2 separate regions of the Mus musculus genome follow, and region 2 is linked to region 1. The links are chromatin loops, found by intact Hi-C in ENCODE. Cell type or tissue: heart. All regions are shown on one strand. Links, peaks and the distances in the headings refer to the core of each region. The heading gives the core; the rest is flanking DNA. Region 1 overlaps Srp72 (signal recognition particle 72). Region 2 has its middle 3.7 kb from the start of Gm51293.

Region 1 (2,851 bases), core at 352-2,851:
GTACAATGTTGTGTGGATTTTTTCCTGATTTATTGTTTCATGTTTATGTGTTTTATATGTGCATCACACATGTGTTGCCAGAGGGGCCAAAGAGGGCGTCAGATTCCCTGGAACTGGAGTGACAGACAGGTGAACTGCCGTGTAAGCGCTGAGAACTGAACTCAGGGCCTCTGGAAGTGCAGTGAATGCTTTTAACTGCTGAGCCATCTCTCCAGCCTCTGAATTTTGACTTTTTTAAACCGAGTTCTCCCAATCCCATTAGATTTGTAGTTCTGTTAGGAGCGGCAGGAGGCAATTTTAGATAGTCACCTTAAAAGAAAGATCTTAGATGTATTAATAAGGAAGTCCTTCATAAAATGCCAATACCGAAACATTGTTAGTCACATTCACTGCTAGTTTATTTTAAAATTTATTTCAAAATGTAACACAGTGAATGGATGTTTTCCACATTGTTTATTAATGTGCATGCGCACGTGTGTACACACACACACACACTGAGCCAGTTAAAGACCTCCCCCAAATAGTTACTAGATGTTAATACAGATGAAGTTTAGATAAATAACTTATTTGAAGTGAGGTTTCTGTGGCTTAGCAATGACTGTATCAATGTCAACTAAGAGGGCTACGTGTGTATTTCACCATGATGTCTTAGACCAAAATTCTCAAAGTTTAGAATATGAAGATTCTGTTGGTCAACATAAAAAAAAGTCCTTAAGCAAAGGAGATGGAACGGAATCAATTATTCCTGTCACAGAGTATTTAGTCCTCTGGAGAGCAATGTCGACCCCTCTTAGACACTGCAGACACTGACTATGCTGAACAGAAAAGTAGCCCCTATTCTAACTCCCCAGAGCAGGAAAGCCTTGTGAACCCACTGGAGAAGTTTCAACAGAAATGCTCAAACACAGCAGCGCTTTTATTAACAAGAACAGAGTAGCCTGGTCACAGGAAATCTAGGTGAGAAATATGATGATCTCTCGGGTGACAGAAATGAATACTAAGCATGGGGAGGCACCCATGTGTGTCTCACAACTGCTGAGTGTGAAAGTGACCTGCTAGCAATGAAAGACAAGAGCAACATTTACACCACAAAATGAATGCAGACCACGTTACTTCGAAAAAGGTAATGAAGGTCATGTCCCATAACCAGAAAGGGGAGCCATCTGATTATTAATGGGGCCAAATGCTCTTGTGGCTTTCAATACCGCCTGATATTGTTTCCTCTTTAAGATAAAGAGGTCAAAGTTTATGTTCTTGATAGTGGCCATTAAGTGTTCTGACTGAGAAGCCCAAACCCATTTGCCCTCAGAACACTGGGGCAAGAGTCAACTACTTGGAACACTGATACATTTTTTGAGGTCTTCAGTGGAACTAAATCAGTATGTTAACATAATCTGAAAATGGAAACAACAAAGGTACAAAGGAGTCAGATGTGCACAAATACACACACACGAGAGAGAGTCCCAATTCCAGTATCACAGGACAATTTATGGCTAAGATTATTTTAGACGGTGAGTTTCTGGCCACTCAGTTATTAAGATCCCTTTTCATCACATGATAGCTCTAAACACATACTTGGAATGCTCAGAAGATTCTACTTTTAGCCTTGTAAGACATAATTTAAGGTGAGACTTGATAGGAACATGTATCTTCACACTAGTTGAAACAGGAGAAACCCTGTCTATTTAAATCCCGGGAAACCTTAGATAATGTGTCGTATGCTGCCATCTTCAGGCCTCTCTCTGTAAAGCTATTTGGTATAAGCAGGCCAATTCGATGAGGCAGTCTGAGGAGGATGTCTTCGCATCTGAAGTGTAAGAAATCATTTCAGGACTATGGGGATGGAGGAGGGAGCTCTGTGCTTCCTGCTGTGTTACCTTTATTATGTTCCTAATGTCACTGACACTGGATTAAGAACAGCCTGCAACAAGTACACTGTCATCACCAGCCACTTTTCCCTCCTTTCTTCTTCTTCTGTTGCTGTTTCTTTTTGGTTGCTGGGGCGCCTGCAGGTTTCTGGTGTCTTGGGGGTACAATGTTACTTGCAGAGGACGATATTGTTGCCGCACTGCCGGGTCTCGGGGAGGTGGGTGGGCTGCTCACGGCTTTACTGGCATCCCTGAAATCATCAAACCAGAAAGGTTTTAGTCATTTAGAAATGTAATACAGGAGAAGGTGTAAGCACGTATGTGCGTGGATTTAACTTTCCATACCTAATAATTTCCCACGTGTTTTAAGGATGAATGTACCATCTCTCTATCCACGACTCTCTTGAAATTTTAAACCATTTTATACCTAAAGAAAGTGTAATATAAGCTACATGCCAAATGTAAGTTTAGAAAATCAGCTTTAAGTGACTTATAATTCTATGTAGAAATAGTTCACATTTATTTAAATTAAATTCGCATTTAAATGAGTCATTATCTTTAGTTTCTAAAGTAACTGTAATTACTTGTTAGGCTGTTTGGTGGTTTGTAGTGGTTAAACCCGGGCAAGAGCTCCCTCACTCCCTCATCCCCACACTTCCTACAATACCTTTTAACACTATAATCACATAGTTAAAGTGCTTGCTATAAAATCAGTATATTTTCTTCCTTTCACATACTGCATCCTTATCAAGGGCGGAGGTCTGTGTTTCTCACACAGCATATGAGGGAAGTCTTAAGACTTGAACCAGCCTCCAGGATGAACTGCATTCGGAGACTCCTGTTTTGCAGCCACAACTTACAGTTCAGAGGAGGCTCCTGCAGTCGCTCCCTGTGTTCCTTTTCCAATCTGGTCCTTCTTTTTACCCTTCTTTCTTCCTCGGTAATAAGAGCGCTCTCGCATTGGTAGCCATCTTTCTGGATCT
Region 2 (2,919 bases), core at 289-2,788, 82 kb before region 1:
CGTAGTCAGTGTCCAAACACTGAAGGAAAAAAAAAAAAACCAGCTTCTTTTTTAGATGTCTCTTCACTTATTTTATCAGAGAAGGAAAGTCTTTCCTAACATTTCTCTATGAGTCATGTCCTTCCTTCTCATTGTTAGGCACCAGGCTACAAGCCCCTCTCCATACCTATAGCTGGCAAATCAGAAACTTGGTGTTAATAACAGGAACTTATTAAATATTTGATAAATGGGCAAAAAGCAGGTAAGACCACCATAGTTGGCTTAGACAGCATGTTCCTGGGGCCCATCTTCCTAGGACATGCATTTGCTTGATAACTGGGGAAAACTGGCTTTTTCTCCCTAAGGAGGAATAGAAGAATGAGACTAACAGTCATTTGCAACATGGTTGCTTCTTAAAGCAGGGAATGGCTCAGGGGAAAAGGCTACTGTTTCCTACGGGTTAATAAAATAAGATCATAAGGAGGGCATGCAGAAATGGTCAGTGCTAAGATCAAACAAATGGCTGCTCTCCAGAGGCACAGGTTCAACTCCTATCCCATAGGATGGGATACAGTTCTAAAACGCCAACACATAAAATAAGAAAATAATGGAAGGTTGGAGAAATCCCATGAGCAAAGAAAAAAAAAAGATGAAAAGATTCTTTGGCACCCCAACTTAGACATCTGTCTCTTCCTCAACAAAGGGTAGCCATCATTCCTGTGTATTAATCAGGTGAGCCCTTTCTCTGAGCACTACAATATTTACCATGCTGGCTTACAAACTCTTGTTTATTCACCCCAGTGACAGAAGGCTTAGCAAACCCTACTTCCTACTCCTGCATACGGAGATCAATCTCTTGGCTATCTTTGGTCTGCTGGCAGAATGGAGAATGCTGTGGATCTAGAAGACTGCCAAAGGAGCCCGGATGGTCACATGAACAGAGCATCTGTCCTCCCACCAGTCCAATCCCAACTGAGATGAAATGCAAGAAGAAAAGTTTTTCTTTGTCTAAACCGTCGAGAATCAGGTGTTTTGTTATGTGGTCCTCCAACGTTGGCAAGCACAGCTCCCGACTAGCATAAACCTCCTCAAAGTGGAAACCACTCCTGTTCTGTCTCCATGTTGTTCCTTGCCATCCCAATTTCTTGTTTTTCATTCCGTCAAATCTTTTCTACCAAATCGGCTCTGGTTTCTGGAGAAGAATGAATAAGAAAAATTCCTTCTTTCATGGGTGGATTTGATTAGGGCCTTGTGGTTTGGACCATCAACCCAGCCACATTTGCCAAACTATAGACATGGTGGCCAACAGCCTTGGTGAGAAGCTAGCAAGGGAGGATGTAGCACACCGGAGGCCAAGGTTAGGTCTTGTTAAACAAACCAGGGTGTCTGAGTCAGATCATTAAAGAGCACAGGCATGTGTTAGCACTAGCGTGTTCCTGGCTCTTTAGATCTTGAGTTTCTGCCTAGAATTTCACAAACTATAAAATCCAGGGTGTGCAGAGCAGAGGGTTCCAGGCCACTTGGGTGGACTCCAACTTTTGCTCTAACGCGGAACAAATGAATGTTGGCCCATAGTTGAATCACAGTGATTGAATCCAAAGAGGAAAGGGAAAGCCTAAAATTCAGCTCCTCCAAAATATTAAACATCTCAAGTCCCCACGAAAGTTAGAACATGAATGAGCAGAAGTGAAGGGACCCACTCTTACTTTGAGCTGTGAATGTTGCACTGCTGGGAGAGGACAGGAAGTAGCAGACAGGAAGCAAGAGTGGTCACTTCATCAGACGCAGTAGCACAGGTCTGTAATGGCAGCACTCAGCTAGTGTGGTCAGAAGGCTCACTTATTACTGGCCATCCTGGGCCATGTAGAAGGTTCAGACCAGCTCGGGCTACATAATGAGACCCTGTCTAAAGTAACAACAGCAATGAAACAAACCAAACCGAGAAGTCACTTTCATAGTAGGTACCACCATCAGGCTGTGATGCTCCAGGTCTGTGACACTCAACTTTGCTGCAGAACAGAATCGCAAGGATGCTTTCAAAGCTACTTTTGGTCTGGACGCTACGGTAGAGATTTGGGCTCTACCGGCGTCAGCACCAGGATTTCTTTTGCTTTCTTTTAAAGCTCACTTGTGATTTCTAATGCATAAAGAAAGTTAAGAACTATGGCTCTCGATTCTAGAAGCTAGATCCAGAAGTGTATTTAGCAAGCTAATAAGCATGCAACAAATTATCTGTTGCACATATAATGGTAATTTAACATTCTAGCTGAGATGAAACTCACATAAAATTCACCACTTAAAAGCTTAAGTTAGTGGCTTTTCTTCTATTATTCGTGAATGTCAATCACTGTTATCTACCTCCATGGCACACCTGTGATTGACTGAATATTTGTGTCCTCCTATAGGCTTAGATTTTTCAAAACCTACTTTAATAAGGGTTTTCAAATACTTTAAAACCGCTTCTAGCCCACAGTCCAAAGGTAGGGGAGAAAAGATGGTAAATAGGACAAGGGAATGTGGACCTGTTTAGAAGTAGTTCTTTGGAGCAATTGCAATCTCTGCTTCTCAGGGTACCAGCAGTCCGGTTCAGTAGTGTCAGGATCCAAACCCAAATCAACAGAGGTGGGACAATCCAGCAGAAACATCCAAGCCTCCGCTGCTGAATGGCCATGAGTCAGTGGGACAACCCGAACCAGTCAGGACTCCAGGAGTTCTCTGCTGTGCCTCTCTCAACAAAGTGAAGATCAGTGAAGACACAAGACCAATGAAGCATTGCAAGGCTAGCTATGCAAGTGCCCAGTGACTGTCCATTGAGTCCTATTTATCTTCTCTCCAAACATCATGTGTCCTCTCACGAGTCTTGCCTCAACAAAACACCACCTGAGTCTGCATCACGTGACACAACTAGACACTCCCACTTCATCCTCCTGATCCTTATGT

What was found. Hi-C counts contacts between places; a loop is a spot of excess contacts. Peaks named below come from ENCODE experiments on the same cell type or tissue, not always from the same donor. Only the 100,000 strongest peaks of a DNase experiment are listed, where the experiment ranks them.
Region 2: a loop joins it to region 1, with 2.1 times the contacts of the local background. A loop is called at or near these places in 3 of 42 quality-filtered maps.

The regions. Positions count from the first base shown.
Region 1 is chr5:76,997,460-77,000,310 of GRCm38, reverse strand. Srp72 (signal recognition particle 72) reads right to left here. Exons shown (of 19, transcript NM_025691.1): 18 at 2,729-2,851; 19 at 376-2,119. The coding sequence ends at 1,942. Among named protein-coding and RNA genes, the nearest start is that of Arl9, 5.2 kb to the left of the region's middle. In heart, for the core only: a CTCF peak has its summit at 1,729 (motif pointing left); no DNase peak of the experiment used is centred there.
Region 2 is chr5:77,079,437-77,082,355 of GRCm38, reverse strand. No RefSeq gene overlaps it. Among named protein-coding and RNA genes, the nearest start is that of Gm51293, 3.7 kb to the left of the region's middle. In heart, for the core only: no CTCF peak of the experiment used is centred there; a DNase peak (open chromatin) is centred at 1,395.